3 separate regions of the Mus musculus genome follow, and regions 2 and 3 are each linked to region 1. Evidence: chromatin loops called from intact Hi-C (ENCODE). Cell type or tissue: heart. All regions are shown on one strand.

What was found. Peaks named below come from ENCODE experiments on the same cell type or tissue, not always from the same donor. Only the 100,000 strongest peaks of a DNase experiment are listed, where the experiment ranks them.
Region 2: a loop joins it to region 1, with 6 times the contacts of the local background. A loop is called at or near these places in 5 of 42 quality-filtered maps.
Region 3: a loop joins it to region 1, with 2.0 times the contacts of the local background. A loop is called at or near these places in 4 of 42 quality-filtered maps.

The regions. Positions count from the first base shown.
Region 1 is chr6:17,458,918-17,466,917 of GRCm38, reverse strand. It overlaps Met (met proto-oncogene), which reads right to left and starts at 2,961. Exons shown (of 22, transcript NM_008591.2): 1 at 2,670-2,961. In heart, a CTCF peak has its summit at 3,405; a DNase peak (open chromatin) is centred at 3,037; H3K4me3 peaks cover 1,829 bases; H3K27ac peaks cover 1,299 bases; H3K27me3 peaks cover 1,621 bases.
Region 2 is chr6:17,358,852-17,366,851 of GRCm38, reverse strand. No RefSeq gene overlaps it. Among named protein-coding and RNA genes, the nearest start is that of Gm46953, 19 kb to the left of the region's middle. In heart, CTCF peaks have their summits at 3,903 and 7,425 (motif pointing right); no DNase peak of the experiment used is centred here; H3K27me3 peaks cover 387 bases.
Region 3 is chr6:17,540,536-17,548,535 of GRCm38, reverse strand. It overlaps Met (met proto-oncogene), which reads right to left. Exons shown (of 22, transcript NM_008591.2): 12 at 7,880-8,000; 13 at 1,440-1,586. It overlaps Gm52893 (a long non-coding RNA gene), which reads left to right and starts at 6,739. Exons shown (of 2, transcript XR_003956408.1): 1 at 6,739-7,048. In heart, no CTCF peak of the experiment used is centred here; no DNase peak of the experiment used is centred here; H3K4me3 peaks cover 223 bases; H3K27ac peaks cover 2,016 bases.

The DNA of each region.
Region 1 (8,000 bases):
TCTTTGCTATTTCTGGTGAGAAAAAAAAATGTGAGTTTAGTCATGAATCAATATGTGTTAAGAACTCATAGTCAAAATGGTTCCAAACTGGCATTGGCCACTGCACCTATTGCATACTAGTGAGAGTTGCATGTTCTTCTGCACTGAGAAAAGGATCATGAAACTCTGTCCTGAGGGCTCAGTATCTGACAGGAGTTGCGACATATACCGGTCAGGGAAAGGAAACAGCTCCCCTCGAACTTGGGTTTCTGCATTCAGTTTGTTGCTCAGGGGCAATGATAAGAACTTAGGTGCTCCAGGCACAAACACAACAGGCCACAGAATAAAGGGAAGCCAGTGAAATGGCTCAGCATTTAAGAGCAGTGATTACTCTAACAGAGGAGTAAGCTTGGTTCACGGTACCCACATGGCCGCTCATTCAACTACCTTACCTTCAGTTCCGGGAGATCTTCTGGCCTCCATGGCCACAGGCACACACATGCATCCAGGCAAAACACATGTACACACCCCAGCCCCCTCCTGACCATCCCTAAACCTCATGTTAGTGAAGAAGAAACCAGAAAGCTGTGTGAAATGGGAGTTACAGAGATGAGGAGCAGAGGAGTATAGAGAGGGGATCTGGATGTGTGATTAGTCCTGTGTGACCACGGGTATGACAGCAGATCACTACTCTGTCAGATACTGAGCCCTCAGGACAGTTTCATAATCTTTTTTTCTCAGTGCAAAATAACATGCAACTCTCAATAATATGCACTAGGCACAATGTCCAGTGTCACTGGGGCAGCCACACAGAGCTTCAGCCCCTTCTGTGTTATCCTCTTTGTTCTGAGAAAACCTTTACCTTATTACATAAACTTGTAAGAGAAAAATCAGACTCATCCTATTTTGAACTAATTATTTCCATCAACAGCTTTGTAAATTGACTTTTCAAATATAATTCTAAGTGCAATCCTCATTTTTTTTTTTAAAAAGTTTAAGACAAATATGGGACACTGTTTACATGGTCTTAGAAATCATAAACTGTAGGTATTTGCCTTTTTGAGATAAGCTATAAACACTTTATTTTCCTCTCATTATTGACTTAAAAGGAGTACAAATGTTAGACTTCCGTATCAACTGCCTGTTATTTATACTTTTTAATTTTACAGATAAAGCTTGCCCTCAGATCCACAAAGCCAGTAGTGCATCTCTGGCGTAAGTTCCCTGTTGCCAATGATCAAGAACAAAGCAGTCTCGGGAAAGGCAGTACTTGCCTGATCATCCTCGACATGCCATAAATCCATCTTGCTTACAGCGGAATGTGGCTAAGTTAATAACTATTGACTGAGGCCCTGCTGAGTTTGAAAACTGACCACAAATTTTAAAGCACCTATTGCACTATGTAGGAACACATTTTTGGTACCATCAAATTTCTTATTGAAGTTGTACGTCTCATGTGTGTTATTTATCTGCTCAGAGGAGATAAACAGTGAGTATATCACAACCTGAAATGACAGTGACAAGTCTGCAATGTGTAACAGAACCCACTCCTGCTCCACAGTGGAAATTTACACTTGTGAACAAAGCCGAGGAAGCTTCCAGCTGGAGAGGAAAGCTATATACCTGTAAATAATCCGGGCAACACTAACACTGGGGCATAAAAGCACAATTTATGTCCCAGTAGCAAAGGGAAACACCGTGTACATCGTTTTCAGATCATCTCCATGCAGAGGAAATTCATTAGTCAGCTATAATAGTTGAGCTATAAAGGAAAATAACGTTCTGCTGAATCCATTTGCATGGCAATGTGTGTGTGTGTGGCTGGCTGCTGGAAGCGACAGAATAAACCTCCACCCAATGCTACAAAATGCTGACAGTCTTCCTAAAATTCTGTCTATATTCTATCCAGTTACAGCGTTTACAATCTCCTCATAGTCATGGACCGTTTTAACTTGGCCATTAGAGCCTCCTGATTATTTTGCTTAAGAAAGTTGACAATTTTTCATTCTGCCCCAGAGCTGCTTTGAACAGAAGCCTGTGATAAGGGAAAAGCCACTGGACGAGCATTCATGCGTGAGCCCCTAGAACCCCTGCCAACTGCCAAATTAGCAAATGGCTCTTCTAAACATAAAAAGGTAGGAAATGGGAAACCACAGTTTGGAATAAATTCTGCATTGTACTTTCTTTGGTCTTTTAATAATTACACCGCTACTAGCCAGACTACCTGACCTCTGGTTATAATGTATTTCACCTCCACTGAGTCCCAGGAAAAAAAAAAGATAAAGTGGGATAGAAAATGATGGATCACACCCTCCGTGTGTTTGCCAGGAATAAAAAATTCAGACCATCCCAGAAACACCTGCCCTTGAGAAAGACACCCCCACCCCCTCCTCGCGCGCTCCCTCAAGGCAGATAAAGCAAGACTAGGAACAAGGAAATAGCTGGGCTCAAACCTTGCCGGCTGTATCACCCTGGACAGGGTGACCGATCCCTTCTGTAAGGGCTGAGTCAGATCCCAGAGGTGAAACTTGCAGAGCTACAGCAGCCCTGGAGCACCTAATGCTCTTGGCGCCCCTGAGTCACACAGGTGGCCGTCAACAACACTCCTTCTAAAGCGACAAGCTCAATTCTAGTTTGCACCTCCCCGACCCCATACCTTCAGTTTCCTAAGCCCCCGGGCTCGCACCCACCTCGGTGGTCTTGTCCTCCAGAGCAGTAGCCAGTTCCCTTAGTGGAACAAAGAAAGCAGAGGGGCTGGGAGAGGCTGGGTGCCTGATCGACGCGGCTGGAGTTTGTACCTTGGGGTGCCCGGAGCGCGCGGCGCCGAAGTCAGCCGGCTGGGGACCACCCGCGCGCTCCGCCCTTCTCCAGCGAGTCAGCGGTCGCCCAGCATCTGGCTCCGCACAGGGTCACCCGGGCTCGGACGCTGCGGGCGGCGAGGCCGTCCGGGTCACCTGCGGCCCGGGCCGAACCCCGCCGAGCGCCCTCGGACTGCTCCGCCCCTTCCCACACGCGCCCTGCCCGGCCCGTGACTCAGCCGGGCAACAGCGGCGCCCGGGCGCGTCCGGGCTGGAGGCGAAGAGACCCGGGTACCCGCCCCAGCACGTGTCTGTTCGTCCCTGTCGCTCTAGGTTTGTCCCCAACGGTCCCTCCTGGGGCCCGAGATGGGGACTGGCACCACCCTTGGAGGGTTGGGGGGGGGGGGGTTGGCGTCCCCGCCCTTCCCGCAGCCAGTACGCTTAGCCCGGGGGGTCGCACTTCCTCAAGCCCCGCCCCACCCCCCGCCCTCGGCAAGGTGAAACTTTCTAGGTGGAGAAGTTTCCCTCTCCCCAGCTATGCGCTTTCTCTTCCTCCTCCAGTTCTGGAGTCTGAAGCCAGCGCAGAGGGAGATCAGTGGCCCCGAGTCTCCCCCTCCTGGTGCTCCAAAGTCACCCGCGCAAAGCGCACGCACCCCCTGGCGCACCCCGGAGCTGCAGCCTCTCTCACGCCCGAGGTGGCGGCCCCGCACTCACCCGCGTGGACAGAGATCTAGGCGCCACGGAAACAAGGCGCTCATTGTCACAGACAATGTTGGGAGTGCATGGACGGATTGTCCCAATGATTTCATTTTGCAATCATTATCCCCCTAGTATAATTTCTCAGATTTCTGGAAGAACCCCAGGAGTTTAACCCAGGGGAGGCTTCTGGTTAATTTTCACTTTTTTTTCCTCATAGCTGGACACAGGGTAATTAAATAGACAAATGGACACAAGGCGGTTACATAGACAAATAGCAACTAACAAATCCAACACATAAGTTCAAATCTCGAATATTAAAAGAAATTGAAAAGGATTTACTTAGGAAGATTCGTTTATTAGAATCGTTTCTAAAATTTTGCATTTCCCTACAAGGATACAATAAGGTGAAAGGATCTAAGGAATCCATTGCCTTTTAGAATAGGAGTTCTTTCCAATTGTCAGAAGAGCTGATTCGATAATGGACATAGAGGTATGTATAGAAGTAACTTTGAGAGTCATTCAAGCCACAGCCACTATACAGGTGCAGGGGACACGTCTTACACACAGAGCAAAGACAAGGAAGGTCTCATACATTTCTTATAACTGCGCTATGTATGTGTTCAGTACATTACCAGACACTAGACAGAGCTATTTCAGTCCCAAGAGCAGTTTACCTCACCACTCCTCAGTTTGATGGAAAAGGAAAGTTCCTATTACAGTTTTGGAGGCCTGCACGGAATCATTTTGCAGATGAATAAAACAGCCCGTACGAATTCCTAGGAAGCTCACACAGCTGGTATTAAGAAAGCCAGGGTTAGAACCCAGTTCTCAAATCTCCTTCAAGGGTCTATACTATGTCCAGGGGTTCCAGCCAAGCAAACTTGATTCAAGCGGGTCCTTCCAAATATCACGCTATTCATGAAGGTTGTGGCTCATTCTGAAACTCTGGTGTTACTGGTTACAAGGCCCCTGGCCTTTAAAAAGCCATCTTGATTAGCTTGAAAGTTTATAACATCTTTCAATAGAAGGTGAATAGATGGATTTTACACACACACACACACACACACACACACACACACACACACACACACACACCGTAGTTGTCTAAATGAATGATTAGCGTGCTGTTTCTATTTCCTGGTTTCCATAGCAATATGTTAACTGGATTTTTTTTTTTAAACATCCCATGTAGTTGCCTTAACAGGTTTTCCAAGTTTGAGTGCTATGATTAAAAATAGAAAAACAGAACAACAGCAACAACAAAAACAATTAAAGTTGTATAAAGGCTCAGAAAAGGCAGTACAAACAAACTGAAAAGTGGATTATACATGCAAGCATTCTATTATAAGTTTTTTTAGAATAGAATTTTTCCCTGCTTTCTACTCAAGGACAAATTTCAGTTCAGTTTTAAAAAATGGCTTTAAAATTATGTTTTTGATATGTTAACCATAAACCAGAAGATATTAATAGTTTATAAAGCTAGCTAAAAAATAACATAATTAAAGGAATGACTGTAAAAGTTGTATAACTTTTACACTCTACCTGGACTCATTTATTAGGAAAAGTATTTCCCATCTTTAAAATGATAGAAGCAGATAGTTTCTAAAGATGGCAGGACACCCCCTAATTCCAAGCTTTTGCAGCCAACTTTAATTGCTCTTTGACTTTCTTAGCGTCTGTGGCATGGGTGACACATTGGATGATGAAGTTCTACTGGTATTTTCCTGACCAACCAAACCTCTGTGGCTAATACTGTTGCCTGGCTAAGCCAGCACCTGTTTCCAAGCAGATCTCCCTCCCCTGACTTCCCTTCTCAGTCTTGAAAAATTTTCTCCCAGAATCCCTTGCAACCAGTGATAGCCGCGTGATGTCTGTCACGCTGGCAGTGAAGTCCAAGGTGAAATCTGATGGTGCCTTTAGAAAGGGGTTTCGTTTCTTGCTTAAAAGAGAAGATGCAGCTGAGTTCAGAAGTAGTGTATAAAGGAGAGCTAGCCATTCGATCACCGTGGAAGAAGTTAATGCTGACACTAATGTCCATGTTTGTGGGAAAAGCAGTTTAACCAGACACTAATAGCCAGGGCTTTGTCACCTACAGTCTTTAAAGAACTCAGAATGGATTTGCTCCCTGAAATGGGAGCAAGGTGTTCCTTCCCTAAGCTGAATCTGCATAGTAGTCAGGGGTCACGAATTAGTGAGACTTTTCTCTGCTTCTTGCTAGCTAACTGTGGTAACATATGCATCCCAGCATCTGGCAAAACATCAGTGGACAAAAACTGGGAAGTTTTCTTGTCTACCAGCTTGTAGATAACACACAGAGCTAAGCTGTTACAAACTTACATCTTAACCTTGAATTGGGCCTAATAGCTTTGGTCAAGGGAGACGGGAACTGCCACCTCTTCCTCTAACTACGCTGCATCCTTTCTGACTGGCTTCGGCACATCAAAACTTGGATCTCAAGATCTTGTTACATGGTGTGCCTTTTTAAATACAAGTGGAGGTAACTTCCTTAGGACAAAGTCTTGTTGCCTGCAAGTGATGAAGGGGGCTCGCAGACACAATAGGTTTATAAAAAGGTTTTGGTTTGCTTTTTTTTTTCTTCTTACAATCCAAATCATGGTAGAAAAAGCATGGGCTCTTCGGTTTGTCAGCAACCTATAATCATCTCGTGTAACACGTGCAGATTTCGGCTCTTGACACCATGCTCCCGTTTCTGAGGAGAAACTATGACCTTGGCCTCCTTGGGTTCTTTTGTGCGTTCCGGCTCCTCAGGTTCTACACCTCCCCCTCCGTATCACTTCTGTTGCAGTGTCTAAGAAAACATTTCACCTAAACCAATAAAAGATTTAGATGATGGCCCCTTCTGCTGTTTCTGAGAGTAAATAAAATCTGGGAATGGAGGGTTTCTATTAAGTTTTGGAACACATATCATGTACATTAGAATAGTAAAAGTTCTAAAATTCAGACTGGGAGAGAAAAGAGAACAGAACAAAGAGAAAATTCTTCTTATCTTCACTCCCCCTACCATACTCCAAACTTAGTTCATTGCAGAATGCCTCCTGTGCTCTTAATACCCAGAGAAGCAATTTCCTATGAAATTAGTTCACTAGATAACCCATTTTTAGGAAACCTGACTTTAAAGGAAAGACAATGCCAGAGAAATGGAGGAATAGTTATGCCTTCGGTTGTGGATGATGGTGAGAAGTGGGTCCTTTGGGTATGCAATGCTTTGAAGTGGCTTTGATTGCCATTTACTGATGTCTGCATCTCTAAAACTGTTTTCTATTAAGACACTAAGGATGTGATCAAGCCTGTTCAACGCTAAGGACAAGAAGACTACGTGGCTACAAACTGCAGGCATCACGGTTATAACCTCAGAAGACTGAGGGAGGTGCAGGTAGAACAATTCAGAGTTTCTAACACGGTGTATGCTGTCATTTTGTTAGTCATTTGATTTACTCGGGTTAACCTAATGTTTCTGCGTTTCTCAAGCAAGGGCTTAATTTTCCTTAATAGTCATCGGCGTATTTGTCACATACTTGGATTTTTTCTTATGTCCTCATGATATACTCCAGACCATGCATCACCCTCCCCTTATACTTAGGAAATCAAGCCTCAGAGAGATCCTGCAGCTTAGCCAAGGTTACACAATTGGCCCGAGGCTGCTATTCTCATGACCGTGCCTTTCCACTATAATGAATAGAAACTGTGAGCATGAATAACAGTCATTTAACTTGGAGTGGCAGAGCCTACTGTTGCTTGTTAACTTCCTTTCTTCTCTGGCCACGAAGTCAGCTGCTACTCAGGACAAGACCATTCCTCTTCTGCTTGCCTGATCCTACCGGACTGAAGCTACAGTGAGGAGCAAAGGTGCTGGTTCCTCTGGGTTGTCCATCTGAAAAGCACTTCCCAGGCTGGAGCAAGCCCCTGGGCAGTCAGGACAGGGCAGAGATTATTTGAATTCGGAAAAAAGAAGAGGATGTTTCTTTCCCCCAATGCCTTTGTTTCAACAACTTCAGAATTTTCCCTTGGGGTGTGTATTTGTACATTTTCTGTTGCTCTGCAAATAACTATAAATAACGTATAAAGGTGGCAGCTTTCTTTTTTAATCAAAATTTAGGAAACCTTCAAGATCTGGATAGTCTCAGCTGTTTGAAAAAGTCCCATAGACTGTTTATCACAACACGGCAGAGAAACTCACAAGGATCAGACATCATGCAAAAGGGAGCAACGAATGTGTGGTATGGCCTGGTTTATAACAACTCAGTCTCAAGAGAACGGAATCTTTCTGCGACACCAGCATTAATTCCTTCTGGAACGACGGTCTCAGTAACTGCGTGCCTCAGAGGTTCCACGGGGCGGCACAACCACACAGAGACCATGTTTCCAGTTTAGGCATCGCTGAGAGACAAACTACAGCTAAACCACTATAGGAACACAAGGACTGTGGGAAAGGAAGGGAGCATCAGTGGCAGAATAGACGATCCTAAGGGAGCCTTTACAGGGTCTGTCCTCTAGAAGAGCAGA
Region 2 (8,000 bases), 100 kb after region 1:
CACTCAGAGGTAGTGTCTGTCTTTTTCCCTGAGATGGGTTTCTTGTAAGCAGCAGAATGTTGGGTCTTGTTTGTGTAGCCATTCTGTTAGTCTATGTCTTTTTATTGGGGAAGACTTCTTGCTCTTAAGTTCCTGCCTTGGCGTCCCTTGATGACACGCTGTCACTTAGAAGCATAAGATGAAGTAAATTCTTTTCTCCACAAGTTTGGTTATGGTCAGTGTTTTATCACAGGGGCTGAGAAACAACCTAGACCAACTGGCAATCAACTTAGACCAACAGGTATGTTAGTGGCTCACAGTTGCTGGGAGAATTCACTTCCCAACTTTGCATTTAGAGACTTCTTGCTGGCACCTGGAAGCTGTCATAGTGAATGGGAGCATTAACACTCTGAGAGGTGGCGAAGTGGCAGACCTTATAAAGTGGCACACGATCTTTTGCATACCCTGTGGGGAGTCATTTGTTAACATTTGTTTGTAAAACCATTTTTAAGAAACGTATGCCCTTCCTTGGTCTGATGTATAGCTGGCAAATAATTTTTTCCCATTCTATAGGCTGCCTCTTCAATTGATTTACAGAAATTAATAGGCATGTCAAGCTGACCTCTAAATTTGTATCTCTCTATCCATAAATTAGTGCAGTTTCAGAACTCAGAGAAATTTGTGCAGTGGATGGTGGTCAAACTCATAAGGGGTCAAAGGGTCGACAATGTATGGAGTATTCAGTCCCAAATGGGACACCTATAGCGTTCCCCTTAATCCCCTGATGAGAGATCATATTAGATAAAGGGGTGGGAAGATTTTAAAAAGCAAAGCTCACAGAAAGCTTCAGGGTGAAACTTCTGGACATGGCAAGACTCCTGCATTGGCGAACTCACTAAAGCTGTAGTTGCCTGTACAGGACCTGCAAAAGATCAAGCCAGTTAATATTCTAGATTGGAGCGGGAGGAGTTCACAAGCTCCCACCCTTAGCTGACAAGTTACTTAGAATTGATGGTTTCAGGGAGAGGCAGAGTCAGTTTCCTTTAAGAGTCTAGCCATTAGTCAGGCATGGTGGCACAGGTCTTTTATCTCAGCACTTGGGAGGTAGAGGCAGGTGAATCTCTGTGAGTTTGAGCCCAGCCTAGTCTACAGATCAAGTCCAGAACAGCCAGGGCAACACAGAGAAACCCTGTATTGAAAACCAAACCAAACCAAATCAACCAACCAACCAAAAGGGAGTATGAAAGAATGAGTAGCACTAGTAGGTCAAGCACACTCCAGTGTGTGGCCCTACACCCTGAGGAAATGTGCTGCACAAATTGGACTTGGTGGGTCAGTTAAGGGAAGAAAAAGGAGGATGCAGGATTGGGAGAGGGTTGAGAGGCACCAATGAATTGGAAAGGAGTTGGAGGAAGGGGTAAATATGATCAAAATACATTGCATAAAATGCCAAGGAATTACTAAAATACTGTATTTAAATAAGTCTTTTCAGTGTATAAATTCTGGTGGTGCATAATTATTCAACCCACAACAATTGTTCTTGCTGAATAACTTTCCCCAGAAATCTGTAGCATTGTACATTACTGGTAGGGAATTCTGGATTTTAATACAAACCATTTTATTCTTGAAGATTTCAGGAAAGTTAGGGGAGGAATTATGAGGAGATTGGTGGAAAAAGAAGAAGAGGAGAAAGATAAACAGAAGAGGAGGAGGAGGGGATGGAAAAGGGAAGGAAGAGGAGGAGGAAGTGAAGAAGGGGAGGAAGAGTATGAGAGAAGAACCCCTCCTTTTCTCCCCACTGGGTAGAGATCACATAGTAGAACGGTGACCATGTACAACGCAAGGTGAAAGCTTTCACCAGGAACCAAACCAGCTGACATACTTACTGATCTTGGACTTCCCAGCACCCGAACTCTGAAGTAAATTTGTTGTTGAAGGCAAAGATTTAAAAAGAATACTCTTTCCTGGATTCCAATGTGTAGTCCAGATAAAGGAAGGGTGAGATTGGAGGAAGGGCTCCCATAACATACCCAGGTTTCCCCTTGTTATTACTGTGTCCTTCCCCCAATAAAATGCTCCAAAGCACCACTGTGGCAACCTACAATGCCACAGGAATTAAAAACCTTTGGGAAAATCATCCTTTCATCTCACACTATGACAGCATTCTTTCAACCACCGCTTCCCCTCTCTGAGATCTAGGAATACCGACACAAAGCAGCAGGGTTTCCCCCCAGTTTTATGAGACTTTTCAAACGGAATGCCAGAAAAATGTCAGTGTGAGAACCCTGGAAATTTGATTCTTATAAAGACAAGAAGAGATATGCATAGGAAATAGTGAGCATCCTCACCAGTCTGGGTCCCTAGCCTCCGCTTGGATCTTCCTCTTGTTGAAATACAAAGTCAGCCCTGTGCAGTGACTAAGCTTACATGCTATAATGATGGCTCCCAATTCTACCATCGACATATCATCTTGTCTTCTTCTTTTCCAGGTCAAAATCTATTCTTGGGAGAATAAGATTTGATGGGATGCTGTGTGTGTGTGTGTGTGTGTGTGTGTGTGTGTGTGTGTGTGTGTGTAGGGAGTGGGGGGAGGAGCCTTAAGAAGAAAGTCTTGAATGACTGCTAGATCTTTGGATGGGCTCGTACAGGTGCTGCACCTTGAAAAGGCTCCTGGCATGGACACATTTTGTGCACTTGATTTATTGTTGTTTGTTTGCTTTTGTTTTTGTGCTCCAATGGTGAGTTAACAAAGTCCTTGAGACTGGGGCAGGAGGATCACAGAGGCTGTCCCGTAGCTGGAACAGAAGTGCAGACATCTGGCATGAAATCCTTGAGTTGATGTTTCCAGGGTGTCTGGGTGGTTACAAGAGAGAAGTAGCGTGAGCAACCCGACTTCTGCAGAAAACCAATCAGAATGCCGTGTCACTAGCTGTGCCATGACTTTCCCAAAGGGTAAAGTGATTCAGGCGACATGTGCTTTATGGTGACCATTTTCCTTAGAGGTCCTCTTGTACTCCGTAGTTTGATTTTTTTTTCTTTTTATCTCACTCTACCCCTTTCCCAAGAATTGCAGCAGGTTCTTTGCCTCTCAAGGCCTTCTAATTCTATCACGTCTTTCCTTGACTTTGTCCCCCTGGTTTCCGTTCTGTGGGATTCTCATCTTCGGAGGGAGCGGCAGAGTCATGGCTGGCCAGATTGCACCCCTTATCTTTACCCACACTCCTTCCTGTTCCCTGCCCTTGCCAAGTTCCATTCTTCACTCTGCCCTTCAGCCTCCGAGCTAGCTTTGAACACAGTCTTTCTTCTGCTGTGCACCCTGTGCGTCTGTATTGAACAGTCTTCTGCCGTGCTCCCTATGCGTCTGTATTGAGCATCTCCCAAACAGCAGGGCCCGTGAGCGCTCTTTCTTCTGCCGAATTCCTTCCCTGTCTCCCTAGGACCCAACCTCCCACGTTGTCATTTACAGTTTTGTCCTATATTTGTGTATTTCCTTTTAAATTATCTAAAGCAGAGACATTCTTTATCTGCACTGGAGTTAGGCTCTCTTTACAGAAAGATATTAGACAAATATCACAAGATAAAGTATAAATCCACTTCGGTCTCTTTACATTTGAGAAGTAATACGTTTAGCTGCTTTCTAAATACAAATAAAAATAATTGAAAATCGTCCCCAAATGATTAACAAAAGTCAATTAAGGTTTATGAAAAGTAAATATTCTTCTCTTCCTAATCAGAGGAGCTCAGAAGAGGGTACTTGACAGATTAAATCGCTCCAACTCACAGGGACAATTTAGGCAGGATCAATGTTTTAGCCTTACATGCTGTGTCATTTTGCAATATAGAAGAAACAGATTATTTCTCATCAATCGAGTACAGCCTTTGGATTCATCTAGGTTAGCTTTTCTAATCTGGTGACCTGACACCTAGTGTTAACTTTGAGTACTGCTAAATGTTCACTTAGGAAGTTTCTGTATTAAAACCTGCATTATTATTATTATTATTATTATCATTTTAAATTCTGTTGAGTTTCTTAACTTGTGAGATTTATGCTGGTCACAGTAGGTTCTCAGCGTATATTCAGCTGAAATGAACAAGGGAACTTAGAGTCAGGAAGCTGGGTTTCAACCTGATTGAACTAGCTCCCACAACCTTGTGCGCACTGCTTTCTTCTTTGAGTCTGATGCCATCAGTGGTAAAACTAAGCGCACGTTCTTTTTGACGGGCAGTTGTCACATTACTAAAGACAACTTACTCATGTTACCACATCTTATAAGATGGAGTGACAACTAGATTTGAGTGGTTTATAGTGACACCTTCTAATAGAGCCTTTACTGTGGTGACAGTGTTCCACATGGCTACTGAAATACGCCTGGGGATACTGAAGAATTCAATTGGATTTTATTTCATGTAAAATGAACTTAAATATATATAGCCACACATGCCTAGTGGCTTCCACCTTGAAAGAGTATAGTTTTGTTTATTGTTTGTTTGTTTGTTTTGTTCTGAGCATGGAATGATAAGGCATTCTTCATAAATTTGAGGCTTATTTGCCAATATACTTGAGTTGCTCTCTCTACTGTGTGACTTTGATGATGCCATTGCAGATTCGTCACATTTTGGAGTGAATTCACAACGCAAGCACATTGGTATTTGTTGTATGGTGTCTCTCATAGTTCAGTTAGATCTGATTCAATAAGATCAAGATAAAGACAGCATCTTTTTCTAGTTTACAAGCAGAAATTGAAGTATGTAAACACATTAAGATCTGCTCTAATCTTGGTGGAGGTGAATTTCAAAGCTCACTTCCTAATTATTTTCTAAGATAGTAAGTATTCTCTGCATTGAAGACATCAGATTTTTAAGAGGTTATCATCTATGAAAAGGTATACAACCATATTACTTTCTTTTTGTTATGCTACAGAGTATAGATTTATATTAGTTCTTATTTGCTATGTAGTCTGTAGAAGATAAAAATGCCTAGATAGTTTCATTACATTTTATCAAGCACTCTTAAAATCCAGACTTTTTATCTGATCAAAGAACAAGATGTACTTGAGATAAACCCAACACTGTATACAATGAATATACATGGATGAAAATTTGTAAAAGTCTCTCTCTATATAAAACACCAAATGATTCTGAACAGAAGCTTTATTTTATTTATTCTTTATTATTTATCACTAGACATAATTTATTCTGTGTATATCATTTCAGCACATGAACACATATACAAACATTCTCTCTCTCTCTCTCTCTCTCTCTCTCTCTCACACACACACACACACACACACACTCACGCACACACACACACAGAGTCATTTAAGATTCAAGGTTACTGGGAGTGATTTTTTACAAGGGTGTTGAAAGTGTTTCTCTTAGCAAGATGCTTATACACAGCAATATTTATATAAAAATAAGCAAGGGTGATTTAAGAAGTCTAGTTATAATATATGTAATTAATGTTATCATTTCTACAGCTAAGACTACTCAACTCCAAACTTTCACCTTATTATAATTATTGTAAACCTCTCAAAGAATGCAAGGTCTATATGTACATGTCAAATATTCCTGGCTGGTCACTTTATACACTTTGGGATGAACTCTGTGTGACCTTCTTTCCATTCAAAAGATTGTCCTCTGTATCTAGAGCAACAGTGGTTGGAAAGATCAACTTGTGATGATTTTGAGAATATTCCTTTAAATAATAATTTTAATAGTGACCACAAGGCATTGCAAAGCCCTGCAGTATTTTTCTGAAATGAAGATAAGCTTTTCATTAGAAATTCGGTGTATACGGGGGGGGGGGGCGGCGGGAAGGTATAGGGGATTTTCGGGACAGCATTTAAAATGTAAATGAAGAAAATATCTAATAAAAAAATGAAAAAAAAACCCAGAAATTTGGTGTATGAGTGAGCTGAAGTCCTTAGAAAGTAGAGTTCCATTTTCTGTGTATAGTTTTAACAAGGTTTGTACAGTATACATTCATAATATGTGGTTACAGTGAATGCCATATTCTGTTGCTATGTTGGGGAAAGGGAACATTCTCATATACATTTTTCCTCTATCACATGAAGTTATAGGTTGTCTCTGCTCCCTGGGTCTATCCAGGAACCACAATTTGAAGATCATTTCATTTGTATAGCTCCAGTGGCTCTGTAGTCAGCAAGTATGAACATTGTAAATGGAAATGCACACTCCTTTAAACATAACCGTTTCAAAAACCAGAACATGGTTGTGCTTACAGGTTCCTATGTGTTCGCTGATTTATTCAGATTGCTGCCTTTCTTAGGTTGGGACTGGAACAGGAGGGATCAGGTGGGAGTAGTCCTGGCAGGGAGATAATACCAGGAAAGACAACTAAAGTTGGGGATATCTTGGGGATTAACTAGAAACATAGTGCAATGGAAACTCCCAAGAGTCTATGAGGGTGACCCTAGCTAAGACTCCCAATAATGAGGGATGCAGAGCCTGAACCAGCTATCTCCTGTAATCAGGCAAGACTTCCACCAACTCAGCCACAAAACCTTCAACCTACAATTTATCTACGTGGGATAAAGGTATCTCAGAAACTGTAGGAGTGGCCAACCAATGACTAGTCCAGCTTGAGACCCAATCCTACCAGAGGGAGCCCACCCCTGACATTGCCTGGAGGGTCAGGACACAGAGGGTGGATAGCCCAGAGGTCTAGGATAGAACCAAACAGAACACACAGGAAACAAACAACAACCAAACCAAAGCAACAACAACAACAAAAAAAAATTCTCTTTAACCAAACCAACCAATCAACCAAACAAAATGGTTCCAAATGATATTCTGATATGCTTGTAGAATGGAGCCTAGCATAATTGCCATCAGAGAGGCTTCATCGAGCACCTGATGGAAACAGATGCAGAGACACACAGCCAAACATTAGGCAGGGCTTACGGAATCCTGCAGAGGAGGAGGAAGGATGGTAGGAGACAGAGAGGTCAAGGGCTCCACAAGAAAACTTACAGAGTCAACTAACCTGGGCTCATAGGGCCTGACAGACTGGATTAACAATCAGGGAGCCTGTGTAGGTCTAACTAGGCCCTCCACAAACACATTATGGTATCTTGGCCTCTCGTGGATTCCTAGCAGTGAGAGCAGTGGCTGTCTCTGACTCTTTTGCCTGCCTTTGCGACCCTTTCTTCTTGCTGGGCTGCCCTGTCCAGCCTTGATGTGAGGATATTTGCTTAGTCTTATTGTAACTTGTTATGCCATGTTTAGTTGAGATCCCTGGGAGGCCTATTCTTTCCTGAAGAAAAATGGAGGAGGAGTGGATCTGGGTGAGAGGGGAGTTAGGGACGGGAAACTGGAAGGAGTGGAAACTGAGGTCGGGGAAACTGAGGTAGCTACATTTGCAGCATGATTCCTGTTTGTGGAAGACTTGCTAGGTCTCCTCAGCAGTTCGTTTTCTGGTTGTCCAGTAGATGGCAGTCTACGCACTGGTTTTCATTGACCATCTTCCGTGTAGAATCCAGCCTTCATCATAGAAGGAAACATGCAATTGTTCTTTTTTATTGTTTTTGAAAAAGATTTTGGCACAATAAAGCAAATGAAATAATTTACTTAAAATACTTAAGATCTTAGAATAGTAAGAGCAACAAAAACTGTTTTTTTGTTTATTTGTTTGTGTTGTAAATTTTATTTGTTAGGGCATGATTGGCAGCCAAGATGCTGCCTTTAAATGTGACTCGGACATGCTAGATGGTGCTTTGCTCTCCTGGAAGATTTTCTTTTACATTGAAAGCACAACTTAGGGGCAGATGTGAAGTATGACCCCAAAGGTTCAAGTTACAGACTTGGGTCTTAGCTTGGTCCTGTTAGGAGGAAGAGTGTAGCAGGAGCCTTTCAGAACACCAAGAGTGCTTTTGAAGGGGATTGTGGGATCACAGCTCCTTTGATATCCATTTCTGGCTGCTGTGTGAGTGCTTTTGCTCTATTTTGCATTTCTGTCACTGCGTGCTGTCACTAGTCCAAAGCCATGGGTCATCTGATCA
Region 3 (8,000 bases), 82 kb before region 1:
TTTCCTTGATTCTGCCTCAATGTCCAGATAATTAGGAAATATTGATTACCTAAAGCATGATTTAGATAAACAAAAATATTCTTTGATCTTGAGGAACTAAAGAATAATGAAGGGAAATGGATCGATCAAGTATTATGATACCATTGAAGTATGAATAAATGAAACTGATGCCCCATTTGGGAGGGTGGAATGCATAGCAGAAAAAATTTCTCAGAAGAGGGGAGACCATATAGGATAATAAAGTCTCATAGTCTATTTCTACTTTGATATATAGAAGAAATCTGTGGTTCCTCCCAGCTCAAGTGCTTTCTGATTTTTAACTTTGATGGTCATTCTGAAATTTCTACATTCGGTCTCAGATTTTGTAATTCTTTTGTATATTTCCATTTCTTAACGTTTCCAGAATATTTCAGGAATCCTTCAAAGCTACCATTTCTAGAGTAAGCAATATATGATATGCATGAAATAAGATATCATTCAGCCATAAACTAGAATGAACCACAAAAATATTTGCCAAGTCAAATGAGCAAGATGCCAAAAGACAAATATTGTATGATTTGACTTAGATGAAATACCCAGGTCAGCAAATTCATAAAGAAAAGAAGTAGATTAGAGGTTACAGGGCTGTGTTACCGCAACTTAAAGAAATTTACAATTTAAATGTTCCAAGCCCCTTGAACTGTACATTCCGAGTGGCAAATTATATGATTTATGCGCTATATCAAAAATAAACTGTTAAAAATAATAAAAGAAATTCTTCTTCTGGGTCATCTGACTTAGTTGTGGATGCGAAAGAAGGTAATACAGAACAATTGGGGGCGGGGTGGAGAGGTGGCTCAGTGGTTAAGAGCAGTGACTACCCTTCCAGAGGTCCTGAGTTCAATTCCCGGCAACCACGTGGTGGTGGCTCACAACCATCTGGAATGGAATCTGATGCCCCTCTCTGGTGTGTCTGAAGACAGCTACAGTGTACTCATATAAATAATAAATAAATAAAACTTAAGAAAAATGATAACAAAAAGATTGATTAAAAAAAAAAAACAACATCAACTGGGTTTCCACTTTACTCTGCCAAGTGGATACGATTCTTTTTATTTATAGAGTTCTATGCATTGTGACCACTGAAGTGGGAAGGCCCCTTAGCCTGGTAAAAAGAGGGAGAAGGGACAGTCTTGCATGTGCTCTGTTCCTTCGGAGAACGGCAGCATGTTTTGGCAAGAGTGTGGCATGACTTTTGAGAATCATACTTTTGACCCAGGGGAAAGAGACAGTGTGATTAAAAACCTAGACATTTCTCAAATCACAGCTAGGAACTGAGGCTGAGCTGATGAGCTAGAGCCAACATACAGATGAGCTTTAATGATTTATTTTAAGCCTCCTGGTGACATAATTACAACGGCATCCCTATTTACATCATGAGAGGCTTGCGGGAACCCCACCTCTATATTTAGCTCGCTGTTCAGTTTGAGCAGGTCACTGGGGACTGTACACAACACAGCTCCAGAGTGCCAGTGGAGACTCTCGCAGCTCTGATTTCCAACTTTTAACACTTCACCTTTAACTGCTTCAGGGTCAATATTGTTTCCCTGGAAGGGAAAAAGAAAACAGAAATGAAAGGTCATTAACACTTCACAGGTCAGTAGGAAGGCTGGCAGTTCTAGAAGGAAGCCAAGAATACAACAAATGCAGACGCTGTTTTCCAAGAAATCTGATTTTTTATGGTGTTCAGCTTCATGGGAGTTGAGCTGGCTGAAAGGGAGTCTGAGCATTTCAGGACACTGGGCAGGAATGATAAGAGGAGATTTTCCATCAGGCTCAGTTTTAGAGAAAAGGGAAGGAGATATTGTTTGTGTCCTTACGTTGAAAACTCTCACGCATAATTATCTTATTACTGTCTTCACATGAAGTATGGGCGTTTGGCAAAAAAGAACACAGCTTCGAGCTTAGCAGCTAAACCTGCTGATTGGCTTAACACTGTCGTTTGCAATGATTCACTTTTAGCACCACACTGAACACTTTGGAAAATACCAAAGCCCAGGTCTCATCTCCAGCGATCCAAGGAACTCCCTCGACAATACATTCCGTTAGCTGTTTGAGTTCAGCAATTTCTTTTGATTCTGCTTAGTTGAACAATGCACATAAATAAATTCATTTCAATGAAATTCCCAGAAGATGCCGTATGACCTTCATTAGGTTTTGAGAGCACAATTGCATTATTTTAAATAATTATGTAGTTTCTTGAGGACTATTAAACATTACCCAACTTGGCATAGTTAACTTGAGTTAACACCAGGAATGTTAAATGTTAAAACATCAACATTTTGTTCAAGAAAGCAATCATTAGTCTTGGGAAAGAAGTGCAAACCTGAATACATTTTTTTCATATCAAGACTTAATGAGTAGTAATTTATTAAATAGGCTGTTACTTAGAGGAGAGAGCTATCAAAACCTATTACTGTCTTTCTTATGGACAAGGAACAGCTCCTAACAACTTTGTTTTCCAAGCTCTTGAGGGTGTCCAAAACTGCTTTTCCTGTAGTGCCTCATGGATTTCAAGATAGGTTGGCCTGAGATTCTAGGGATAGGAGTATCTGAAAGAAAGCACATCTTTATATTCCACGGCTCCACTAAAGAAATGAACACAGGCAGACCCTGCCCTTATTGTACTTCCAGAGGCGGTAGGAACAGGCCATTGATCTAGGTCAGCTGCACAGGGTAATTCCACAGAGAAGCACATAAATCTCACGGGTCACTTTGGGGCTTGAAATGACAACTTGTTGGTTAGGTCTAGAAAGGGCGCAGGCCCTTACTCACATATCGGAGGGAATTCAGCGAATGACAGAGGAAAGAGATTAAAGAACCGGAGGGCTTGATTTATGAGAAGCCCTAACATGTGCCTCGAGTGCTTAGATAATAGCTAAGGGTGGGGGAAGGGAGGACAATAATACACGTCCTTCTCCAGGACTCATGTGTTCAGCCTTATGATCGCCTTGGAGAATCAGAAGAATAAACAACTAAAAGGCTGAATTCTTTTTGATTCATAACCATCAAGGAACACATGATGAGCACTGACTAATAGAATATATGTTACCAACAACACTGAAGATGAAATGTCTTTATAAGCTGAAATCAGATAGAATGGCATAGATATGGCAAGAGTAATCCCGGTGGCCCTAGCTATCTAAGCGGAACTGGTATCAAAGCAGGAAGAACAAAAATGGATGCAGCTTAAGTTTTGTATTCAAAGTAAATGTAGCTTTATCGAGCCTTGGAAATGATTTTAAAGCTTCCATTACTGATTATCAACTATTTATTAAGTAGACATTGAAGTGACAATATACGGGATTCTAAATAAAATGTTGTGAGAGAGAGAGAGCTTCAATTCTTTAGACACACAGGGCAACTCGGAATTACAATGATCGCATTTTCTCCGGTAAAACTCTTGGTATTTTGTGATTGCTGATTGACAGGAGGGGGGCTAAGCTTCAAGGAGGGACTAAGTCACAAAGTTTAGCAAATTCTATCTGATGCAAAAATCTACTCGTCACCCAATGTGGGACAACTAGGGGAAAACAAAGACTCATCGAATTTTAGATGTTCGAAGAAAGTTTAGAGTGGGGCTAGAGAGATGGCTCAGCAGTTAAGACCTTTACTACCCTTCTAAAGAACCTGAGTTCAGTTCCCATCATCCACGGGGCTTACAACATGGCCTATAGTTCTAGCTCCATGGGATCCACCCTCTTTTGGACTCCACAGGTACCCCTACTTACACCTATACATACCTACACAGACACACACACTTAAAATAAAATAAAACTTAAAAATGTTTAGAGCTATTTCACTCAAATAAGTGTGCACAACCTATGTCACATGATAAAAAAATTTCTCTACTATAAAGTATTTTTATATTCATTAAATGAAACTGAATAATTAGAAACACTGTGAATGTCACAGAACTGGGACTCAGGAAAGCTGCATCTAAGTCTTAGTACCACTGATTGCTCCCCAGAGGACCCCAAGACAATTGAGTTAATCATTCTAAACTTGTTTATTTACTTGTTAATAGGGAACAATACCTACTGACCTTCTAACCTCAAAGGTCTGCATAAGATTTAAATCGAATAACATAAAGCAAAAACCTTGTGTTACTGTAAAATGATTCATAAACATGAGTGCTATTGTTCATGGGAACCCCACGGTGTTACTACCAAAGAGAAGCTTACTCTACAACACCTTTCACAAGTGCTCTTGGTGGTCTGGAACTACCTCTATCATCTATAGGATTCCTGATCTATCATTAAAAATGACCAGCTATGGTGGCCAGTCCTTTTGCATAGACAGTCACCAGGCCAACTAGTTGCTGAGGCAGATCCTACAACTGGGGCTGAAAACTATCATGGTCCTCTTTAAATAAGGGATTCTTATAGGTACACCTGGTTGAGGAATGTGAACACCTCCTGGCAGTAAACAACAAATTTCATAGCATAATTTCTCCCATAGATATTGCTTCCTTTGCTTTCTGACATTGTTTCACTAGATAGCCCATGCTGGCCTAGAATCCCTTATCTTCCTATCCTAGCTCCCCGTAGTGGGGTTCCAAGCAGGCACTATGGCTCCTAACTACCAGTCTCCTCCTACTCCCCTCTGGCTCCTCCCTCCTCCTCTTCTTTAGTTGTTATGCACACATGCATGTTTCTTGGTGCACAAGCTGACTCCACAGGAGGCAATGGGTTTTCTGGAGTTGAAGTTACAGATGACTGTGAGGTTTGGCATGGGTGCTGGGAGACAATTCCTAACTCAGCTTTTCTGCAAGAGCAGTATACAGCCTTCACCACTGACCCACCTTTCCAGCTCCCACTTGCTTTTTGTCTAACAGGTTTATCTTTGTAGTATTATTGGTTAGGCCTGTGGTCTTGAGCATGCTCGATGAGAGATCACAACCAAGTCACACTCTAGCACCATAGCACTATCACTAATGGAAGGCAAATACCCTTTGCACTCCTGTTTGAATGGCAGTGGGATAAGTACAAGAAATTCTTTTCACAAAAACACACTACTGGGTGTCCAAGAGAGGCAGAAGGTTCAAAGTGATGGATTTTAGAAATTGAGAAAGCATCAGTCAATAAGACATACTTTCCACTTATATTTCCTCCTAGACTTACAGAAAATGGTGTATGGGAAAGGAGTGAATCGGGACATTAAAACAATTACCCTAAACTTTTCTGTCCCTGCTAGAGCACAGCTTTGTGACACACAAGTGCTATAGATTGTTAGAGAATGAGTGAACTTTATATAGCGAAGAAAGGTGACTGCTTTGTGCCCATCTCTAGGGAACTTGGGCCATGTTGGAAATACTATTAACAGACTTAGGGTGATGTCAAGTCATGTTTTTCTTGGTCCAACAACTTTGTAGGACATTGAATAACGGCTGCTTAGTTTACAGAGAGGAGTTTCTTTTCCATCAAATACCAGGTTTGTAAGGGTGGTTAAAGAACCTCTTATCTCTAATCTGTCCATCATAGACACAGGAACAGAGAAATAGTGTTTGGGGTGGCATAAAACTATTTGCACACAAACCGTTTTGTTTTGTTTTCATCAAGAAAAAACAAATGGAATCTTTCAAACAGCAAACTGTTATTGTTGAAAGCAAAAGGTCACACTAGATTAGTTTTATTGGGGGGGGGAAAGGAAAGAAGTGATAAAACCCTTTCTCTTTTAAAACTAATTAAAGAAGCAGAAGAAAGAACTTTGGTGGGGCAAACATGCTGTTCAGTGAAGCAGGCTTCCATTTAATTTCATGCTGGGTTTACTTAATTATTGTATAAAATGCAATGGTGAGGTTAGTGACTGTGTGAGGGTGAGTGTGCGCATGGGTTGGTTCAGAGACAAAAAAGATCTCCCTGAAAAAGCAGAACTATTGCAGTGGAAGTGTCACTCGGATGGCGATGACGCATGCCACCCACATGACACCTGAGCAGGGGCTACTCTGCTGCTCATGTGTGCTCTTATTTGCATTCGATGTTCTTTCAGGAGAAAACGTTCTCAATGTCTCAGACAACAGGTTGTGAGGGATGTCTAGTTTGCTATTTCAGTGGACTACGGAAAGCTCAAATCTTGATCATTTTGCTAGCTTTCTTATTATCAGAAGTGAAAATGACTCAAAGAACAGAAGACAGCTGATCTGAGTCCTTACTGTTTCTGCCTGGTTCTTAGTGATCTTTATCTGCAGCAGGAAGGTGATCCGTTACCATGTATTAAGTAGGTTTTAGAAGCTAATGCATTCCCAAGGTGGTGGTAATCCTGGCCCATTTATAAATCAGCTTAGATTTAAGCACACCTATGAAATGGCCCAGTGGGTATAAGATGAATTGAATACCCAAAGACCATGTCCAAAACTGAATGCTGTGCACCTATAATCCCAGTACTCCTATGACGGGGAGGCAGAGGTAAGAGAACCGCTTAGAAACTTATGGACCATCTAGCCTGGAGTGGCACAAACAATAAGACTCTGCCTTGCTGTGTAATGTGGTCAAGAACCCATGGCCGGGAAGCTGACAGGTTCCATGGGGGAGATTATTTTGCCAAATAGGTATAAAATCAAACTGTCTTCTAAATTCCTATCTCTGTGCTTGTAGATTAGTGTAGCTTTCAGACTTTGTCAGGGGACTTTGTGCATTGCTCGGTGGTTACAACATAAACCCAGACCTGGTCAAAGTGCAGAAAATCAGTGCTGGCAGAGTGCTAAGCCAGGCATGGAGCATCCATATCACCCTTTCCTCCCCAGGCCTGAGGGACCATATCTTGGAAGCGGGGAAGGGTGGTGAGGATAGGAAGAGTGTAAGAGTCAGAGGGTGGGGATGAGCAGCGTGAAGCCGTGCTTGCTGGTTGTTCATTCCAAACAGTTCACGTCGGAACTGTTCGTTCAGGAACACACAGCTGTCTGCACAGAACCTGTACGTGAGCTTCCACCCCGAGCTAAGGAGTTGCTGCGACGTGTGGGAATTTTGGAGGACAGCTGATTTTTGTTTTGTAAAGGGTGTGGTCTCTGGTAAGTCAACTACAAGTACATTCCAGTGGATGGCCCAGGTCTATGAATGTAGTAAGGGAGATGCAAATTGGATTTGGTAGGTTATTTCATTTTATTTTTTTTAAAGAGGACATAAAATTGAGAAGGGGGAGGGCAGGTATCTGGGAAGAATTACAGGGAGGAGAGGGGAGTGAATATGAACAAAATATGCCTATGAAATACTCTAAGAAGTAGTATATGTATATACTACTTCTTATATATTATATACCATAATATATAATTATACTATATATATAGGTATATATGGAGAGAGAAGGAATATATAGAGAGAGACATAGAAACAAGGTACAAGAAGAAAAACTAACTCTGAAAAATTGACCTCCTGTCTCCAAATATTTGCCATGGCATGCCCGCCCCTCCCCCGCAACTGGCTACACATAGATACAGAACTTCACAAACTACAAGGAAACACGAAACTGCACAAATGCATCTATCATCACAGCTCTTACTGTTTGTCTCTCAATAAGCATGTGTCGGTGAAGCCCAGGAGGGCATGCATGCCATCACATCATCATGACAGCATTGGCGGGAGCCTGTTTGATAGATTTATGCTCAGCATTTGTTACTTCTTAACATATACACAAGGAAGGGGGTCTTAAATGCTTCATTAGAAAGCAATGGATAACTACCCTTATCTTTTAGTTTCTGCCAAAGAGATTTGTTTTCAGAGCTTTGATATTTGCTGATGTAGAATAGGATACACTGAGCACATACAATGACTCTATTTACATGGCTGCGAAGCCAACAGAGCAATTCAAGTTCATTTAAGAGAGTAATTTAAGCAACTCTTACCTTAATTTCCACTACATTTTCATTGCCTATTGAGATCATTACTGGCTTTTCAAAAGGCTCAAACACAGGATTATGCACATAAGTGAGATCAAAGTGTTTGGAAAGAATCCCGTCTAACAGG